Linked DNA regions of Homo sapiens: region 2 is linked to region 1. A link is a contact called in ENCODE Hi-C or POLR2A ChIA-PET data. All regions are on one chromosome and are shown on one strand. The core of a region is the stretch at or near the end of the contact, and the rest is flanking DNA. Distances in the headings are between cores, read along the strand shown. Region 1 holds the start of SOX9 (SRY-box transcription factor 9). Region 2 has its middle 38 kb from the start of ROCR.

Region 1 (3,716 bases), core at 222-2,721:
CCCTCCCCTCCCCTTCTATTTCTATTTTGGAAACGCTGGAGATGAAAACGACTCCCGGTGCTGCCCCCTAAACGCCTTTGCTGCTCGACTTACCGCCCCCAACCCCAACCCCCTTTGAAAACTTTCCCCCAAATTACTTAAGCTGCAAGAAGGTCCCCAATTCTCACCCCCCACCATACACTCCCACCTATTTCCAGTAGCCTCCCTCCTCCCGCCTCCCAGTTCCTGCCAAGGGTCTCCTCCAACCTCGGTTTCTCCCTTGCCCCATCTCCGTGGACAGTGGGGCTGCACGAGAGAGTGCAGTTTTAAGAGGCCGGGTAGGAGGGAGGCAAGTTTCACTTCCCCGCCCCGATTGAGCTTCCAGGCGACTGGAGAGCAGGCTGGCAGCCCCCTCCTTCCGTCTCCCACCAGTCTTCGTCCATCCTCCAGCTACCTCCCTCACCTCTTCCACTTACCACCCCCCTCCTCCGCGTCCCCGCGAGCAGCCCAAGAACTTTGTCAAACTCTGAGCCACAGTTACACCCCATTCCCACTCCCAACCCCATCCCGCCGGCTCCCGGAACGGCAACTCCCGGGCGATGGGAGGCGGGGCGGGGCAAATCAGCCCTGACCAGCGCCCCCAGCCGCCGCGATGCCCACCCTGCCGCGCCGCCCCCGCCGGGTCCTACCTCCAGAGCTTGCCCAGCGTCTTGCTGAGCTCGGCGTTGTGCAAGTGCGGGTACTGGTCCGCGAGCTTCCTGCGCGCCGCCTGCGCCCACACCATGAAGGCGTTCATGGGCCGCTTGACGTGCGGCTTGTTCTTGCTGGAGCCGTTGACGCGCACCGGCATGGGCACCAGCGTCCAGTCGTAGCCTTTGAGCACCTGGCTGACCGCCTCGCGGATGCACACGGGGAACTTGTCCTCCTCGCTCTCCTTCTTCAGATCGGGCTCGCCCTTGGGGAACGTGTTCTCCTGGGGCCGCGTGTTCTCGGTGTCCGAGCCGGAGCCCGACGGGCAGGGCGAGCCCGCGGAGTCCTCGGACATGGTGGGGCTGGGGGCGCCGGACAGGCCCTTCTCCTGCTCGTCGGTCATCTTCATGAAGGGGTCCAGGAGATTCATACGCGGGCCCGGGGCAGGGGGCTGGTGGCCGGGAAAGGCGAGAAGCCGCGGCGGCTCGGGGACTCGAGGCGCGGGCTCCTCTCCCCTCGGCTGCCCGGATGCGGAGCAAGCGGCTCCCGGGGAAGCTGGCGCGTCGGCCGGCTACCGCGGCGAGCACTTAGGAAGGCGCGGGGTGGCCAGTTCACAGCTGCCCGCTCCAAGTGGGGGGAGGCGAATTGGAGAGGAGGAGGAGGGGAGGAAAAAGAGCAAAAGTGGGGGCGCTTGCACCCCTTCTCTTCTCCTCCTGCAAAGAAAAGTTTCCGGGGTTGAAACTGGCGAGTCTCCGCGCCACTGAAGTTTCCAGTCAGTTTCGAGCTCCGCTTTCGGCTCTCCAACTCCCAGCCCAGGGTCTCTTTAATAAATACTCCGCCTCACCTTAGAGCCACCCGCCAATCACAGCACAGCAGTCCCAGGGTTGGCAGGCAGCTGATTGGACCCGATTTTGGGGAGGGAGGAGGATTGTGGCACTGGGCTGGGTGACGAGGCGGGAGGGGAGGAGAGGGGAGGGGATCGCAGCCAAAGGGCGGACGGTAGGGTGGGGGGGCGGGGGGTGCTGCGGGGAAGGCGGGGGACCCGGGACTTCCAAGTGTGTAAGTTTGTCGTACTCTCGGAATGCCAGAATTTTAGTGCCTTCTCCGCGCGAATCTTGTGTGTGTGTGTGTGTGTGTGCGCGCAAGTGTGTGTGTCTAGACTAGGATCTACCCCCACCTCCGACATTTCTTTTCACTGCTCTCTCCGCGGCACCGGGGACTTAGCTGGAGTTTGCAGTATTCGAAAAGCAGCCGCTTCTTAATGCGTAGCCGAGTTTACGCGCCTGGAGCGAGCCTGCCTGCCTGCAAAAGTGCTTAGAAATAGTCTTTTGAAGCAAATGTTTTGGTGACTCAACGCCCGCTGTTCCTCCGTAATAATCCATATAAATAGATTAACATGCTCGGGTTCGCCGGGGCTGGTGCGGCTGGTCAGGATTCTGCTGCGCTTTTGCAAAGGGAGTCAATGGAAAGCAAAGCTAAGTCCCCGCGAAGGTTGGCAGCGGCGGCCGTGGCCACGCAGGAGCCCGGCGCTCTCGAGGCCGCCCCGCGCCACATCGACCTTGAGCTCTGACAAGTCATTCTCCAGCCCCCTCTACCCGCGACCCTGCCGACGCTCCTCAGTAACAGGGCTACTGCTCTGACGTTTTGGTCTTTGCCTCCTGGCCGGGTCAAAAACGTCAGCCGAGTCGCCCTGTCTGGGGGAGAGTTTGCTAACTGCTCTGGCTTTGAGAGATAGAAGTTTGCCAATGCGGCTGTCCCGGGCCGCGAGGCCCAGGCCGGTCACTTGGTTTGTAAAAGACCAAACAAATGGGCACCACCGCAGACAAAACGCTCCACTCTGGCGGAGTCATGCTGCTTGCCTGCTTTTGCTGGCATTTACGAAACACCTGAAGGGGTGAAGCGCCGGTGCTTCTGACTCTAGTCCGGTCGGTTCAGACCTGCATGTAGTTGGGAGTTCTGGGGGAGGCATTGGTGGTGTCTCTCATGTATTTCAAGTGTGATTTGAGCACAACCTTTGTGTTTACACGAAATGCTTAGAGCCAGGTTGGGTAAGTGCGGAGCTATCTGCTCTGGGATAGAAGAAAAGTCTTGGTCGCTTGCGGGTTCTGTGCTTTCAGAATCCCAAATAAACGCACAGCATTGGGAAACTCTTAATTTTAAACTCCCCCCCCCCCCCCACCCTTTTGGGCTCTTGCAAAAATTCGCCTCAATTAAATTATTGTTGTGGTGAATCGGCCCACATCATAATAAAAACTAGTTTTTTTTTCCCTTTCTAATTTGCGAAGTGAGGACACTATCACAAGATCCAAATCAATGTCCTTCCGGGAGAATTTCTTAAAATCTTGTTTTCTCTCGTTGTCTTCGGAAGAAGCCCGACATTTCTTATAGGAAATGGAACTCTTCATAAGGTAGTAAGTTACAGCCTTGTTCAACAGCATTTTTTTTTTAACGAATGTAACTTCTTCAAATGGGATGTTTCTGGTGCCCTATAGCTCGTTTACAAATTTAAGAGATTTGCATACAATAGCTTCGTATCCAGGGCTCTGTGATTACTTTCAGAAAGTGTAAGAACAGCATCGTCCTTTCCTAGGAGAAAAAAGTCCGCGTAGTGTGGACCTATTTCTGTGTCCCGGGTAGAAGGGCATTGTGTGTACAGTATAACTGTGTAATTCTCAGACACCTGATTCAGGAGACTCGGAGACCATCGGGCAGACATTTTAGCCAGGTCGTCTGTACTTAGTTGTATGATATTGTAATTACCATGTTTGCTGGAATAAAGTCAGTGAAGAGGGCTATGACTTTAAGATATTTTGGAATATTTCACTAAATATATGTCAAGATATATACGTATATGTATAAATATACTTTTAATGCAATTATGCAATAAGATACTAATATGTAGAGTTTTACATCATAAACGACGGGGATTTATACATTTCCCGTTGATTTGATGCAAGCATTTTTGAATTTTACATCTTCCTGAAAACTTATGAACAGGCGACTTAAAAATGGACTGCAGTTTTCATCTGTATCCAGAGGGGGCGCCA
Region 2 (3,936 bases), core at 1,215-3,714, 130 kb after region 1:
AATCAAGAGGGGTAATCACTGTGGTGCACAAAGAGGGATCTTTCAACTAAGGCAGTGACCCAGAGGCAGTGGGGTGGGGTTAGATTTCAGAAATACTTTAGAAGAGAATTTTTGGGGATAATTTTATAATGGGTTTAAGTAAGAGAAGTACCTAGGATGAAACCTAACTTTTTGGTTGGAGTAATTGGGTGAATGGCAGCAACATTTGCCAAGGTGGCGGAAAAAGGGGGAAGAACACATCTACAGGGGAATGATGATTCATGGATTCATTCACTCATTCATCTGTTCAACACACATTTAGTGAAGGCCCACTACGTGCCAGCACTGCTCCAGCGTAATATTAACTAAGGCGGGCAAAGTTGCTGCTGTCGTTGGGGGGAATAAAGCATTTTTAAAAGGAATAAGAGCTTTTGATGTTGAAGATAACATAAATAAGATAAATCAGGGTACAGCAATAGAGAGAGACAGGGAAAGAGGAGCCTGCAGGACAGGAAAATCCTCTTGGAAGAGCTTCCTTTGAGCTGAGACTTGTGTGGTTATCAGAGCACAGATATGCAAATATTAGAGAAGCATCTAGAAAGTGAACTGCAAATGCAAAGTCTTCCTGGTTGGAGTGATCCAGACTTGTGAATGTAATGAAGGTCCCATGTGCTTGGGGCAGAGTGGGTGTGAGGGAGGGTGAGAGAAGATAAGGAGGGATCTTGCAGGATATGACAGGAAAGGGTTAGGGCTTGGATGTTACTTGAATTGCAGACTCTCCCTTAATATATATGCCATGGGGTTCTAATTCCCCTTGTGAAGCAGTCTTCGGTTTGGCATGAAAGATAGTAAGTTTGAGGTGCTTGTCAGACACCTAAGTGGGGATGTTTACCAGACAGTCAGATGAACTTGTAGAATTTTGCAGAAATAAAAGAACTGGAAAAAATAGATTGGAGAGTTGTCAACCAACAGCATACAAGTGACAGTTAAAGCTGAGGGTGTGCATACATTTTCATAGCATGAGTGTGTAGAAGCAGAGAATCTCAAATTAGCTGCCTCATACGTACAGTGTGAAGACAGGCATTGTTTAGTGTTAAAAGACAATGCAAGATGGCCTATCTTTACTTGCAACATAAGTAGCTGGGCATCTCTCTTTTATACCTGGTTTGCTCTATGCATTTAAAAGAAGTACACATCCTCTGCAGGCATTTGTGTTTGATGAAAAGTAAGGAAGAGAAGCAGGTTAAAAATGGAGTGTTACTGTACACATCGCAGACTGGCCAGACCCTACATGATAATCTGGTGTGAAAGTTAAGTAGTGCATATATTCTAAATTCTATTTTACCACTTTAATAAAACAATTAATGCCTTACTCAGACTGTAAATTGCCTGTCAAATGTAGCATCAGATGGGTAAAAAAAGAAGCTAGCTTCTGTGTACTATATAGCTTCAGACAGTAGTCTTAACACATGGTGTGTATCTCAGCAGGTTATTTTCCTTAATTTTTGCAGGCTGTTGCTGAGACTTTAGCATTGATTCCATGTAGCTCTCTTACAGCAAAATTTCAGCCAAGTTGCTTTACTTTGGTAAAGGCTTCTTTAATTTATGTTCAATGTCCCACCTCTATGGAGTACTAATGATCTGTTTGTATCACTATATCCCTTTCCTTTCTTGTGTGTACGTGTACACACAATTATAAAAAATTTCCTAATTAGATACTTTGAATTTTGAGATAATAAACTCAATTGCAGATTTTTTTTTAAAGTTCTGTTTAGTGTTATCTTTCAATGTGTTTCTGCTGATGTAGTGGGAATTTCCTCTAAGCCAAACAACAAAGCCACACTGTGGCTCCAGTAACTTGGAAAGACCTGGAAGGCAATCTGGTTTATTCATCAATCCTGATTGATTTCTTTCTTCAACTCATTCCATCTAAGGAACATGTTTCTCATCCATTTAATAGATGTAACACACCAAATTAAATCAAGCTTTCCTGTCTTAAAATTTGCCTTGAAGTCTGTGATGGTGATCTTTTAGGTTTTCATGTATTCTCTTGAAGACTGAAAGTTAAGGAAATGTAAACAGAGAAAGCAGGATGTCAACATATAAGCACATTTAATAAAGGAGGATGCCTATCAAAGGTGATGATTTCAAATAGTATTATAGACTAGACAGATTCTCCCATCTTAAAAAGTGGGATAAATAATACATAAGCACTCTGCCATGAGGGGTGGTGGATTCTGACTGGTTACAAGTACAGCGTCTCTAGGGTCCCCTGGTTGATAAACACAGCATCCTCCTGCAAGAAGCATGTTGTATTCAGCAGGTTGAGGGAGTGGTCTGGGGGACATCCTGAACTTTCCACTGGGAGCTCTGTTATTGATTCTGGCATTTAGGCAAATTCCAGTGGTATCTCAGGTCCCCAAGTCTGAGAACAGGATGCTGGTAGGGACTCTAACTGCCTTTGGCTATGACACACCCTTTGGCAGACGCTCTCAGCAGTTGTCAGTTTCAGTTTCAGTGTGGAAATAGATGATTTATTGTCCCTTGAAAATTGGTGGTGGTGGAGGGGGGGGCGTTGGCATTGAAGGGGACCCTGAAAGACAACTCTCTGCAACTTTAAGAACATGGACTGGGCTTGAAGGTGAGAAAGCGTGCCTTGAGCTTGCTTCTAAAAAACAAAAAAAAGTTTCATTTCAGAATAATGGCTTTTTAGGGGAGTAGAAGACATAGAGAAATAAATGAAATATGAAAGTATTATGGGAAAAATACACAGACCAAAATTGTTTTGTGCATAGTATGTGCTCAATGTTTATTTGTAATACGAGGACTTGAAAATGGGTGGGAATGACCTTTACGAGAAAGAGACTGTTTTTATCCTCTGAAATTTGTACATTATCTGATAGAATTCAATGTAGCTAAAAGTTTGTCCACATAGAAATGCCTTCTTTTAGTTGTGAATTACATGGCATTGTACATAGTGAGGGCCCCATCTGTAAAATCAATTGGAAGAAAGTTCAGGAAAGAAATATCATTGATTTTTTTACTGTCTTGAATGATAGAAGCAGCCTGTGGAAAGGAAACATTGGATCAGTGGATGTTGGTTACTTGGGGTTTGCAAATGAGTTCCATGAATTATAGAAATCCATTTCAGAAATTTAACCCTAGATAAACAGTCTTAACAAGGAAGAACCAGTTCTTTTTATCTTTGAGCCATATTACTCAGCTGGGGGTTGGGGAGGTGGGTCAGTGAGAAATGTCAAATGACTAACTGCTATGTTGTGGACTAGATTCAGATGATCTTAATATCATTAAAATCCAGAACTATAGAACTTTAAGAAAAGAAATTATAGTCCATCAATTATTATTTTATATCTTATAGCTTCTTGGATTCATTACGGGTAAGAGAAGAAATTTAAGATTGTGAGGAGAAACAAAAGGAGATACTCCACATTCCACTTCCCACTTTCCCAGGATGTTTCTGGACTTCCTTGTGAGACTGATGAAGTATTGAGTCCATAACATAGAAACCAGGCTTAGTGATGTCCTTTTAGAGGTCTCAACATGAATGTAGTATGAATCTAGTATGAACTCATGAATTTTATGAATCGTGAATGTTGTATGAAAAACAATTAAGAGGCAGAGAGAGCATAAAAAATATACAAGAATGCGTGAGTTTCCCGCCTCTTTTTGTTTCCAGACCCTTCAATTTGCTATTGGAATTGGGCTTGTGGACTGGAGAGTTCCACAACTGGAGGCTTCTAGGTCCTGTGTGATGAGATTTTTCTAACTTGGTTTAGACTTCTTGAAAAAGTTACCATCTTCTCTCTGCACTTGACAGAACAGATGGAAGTAGATGGATGCATATCTACAAGAATCAAAGTACAGATGGAGAGTGGAGGAAATAGGGTCTTCATGTTATCCTCCACTACCAATATTGATAGAGTCAAGACAATAGGA

The links. Hi-C counts contacts between places; a loop is a spot of excess contacts on that map. ChIA-PET counts read pairs that join two places held with the same protein, here RNA polymerase II (POLR2A). Pooled maps may share reads with other maps.
Region 2: a pooled map shows a loop between it and region 1 (2.3-fold over the local background). The contact joins the enhancer-like site here to the promoter of SOX9 in region 1. A Hi-C loop is called at or near these places in 11 of 168 maps with a recorded cell type or tissue (Calu3, PC-3, PC-9 and 6 more) and 15 of 50 pooled maps. POLR2A ChIA-PET finds 5 or more read pairs at or near these places in 2 of 52 experiments (AG04450 and MCF 10A).

The regions. Positions count from the first base shown.
Region 1 is chr17:72,118,775-72,122,490 of GRCh38, reverse strand. It overlaps SOX9 (SRY-box transcription factor 9), which reads right to left and starts at 1,471. Exons shown (of 3, transcript NM_000346.4): 1 at 669-1,471. The coding sequence starts at 1,099. It also overlaps a transcript of SOX9-AS1 not described here. RefSeq lists silencers at 486-585, 1,496-1,825, promoters at 1,439-1,584, 1,439-2,206 and an enhancer at 2,308-2,808.
Region 2 is chr17:71,986,344-71,990,279 of GRCh38, reverse strand. No RefSeq gene overlaps it. Among named protein-coding and RNA genes, the nearest start is that of ROCR, 38 kb to the left of the region's middle. Within about 2 kb of position 2,464, at least 2 of the 41 ENCODE cell types and tissues checked have a DNase peak (open chromatin) inside an H3K27ac peak, as active enhancers do; they include PC-3 and mammary epithelial cell, where a contact is called at or near this core.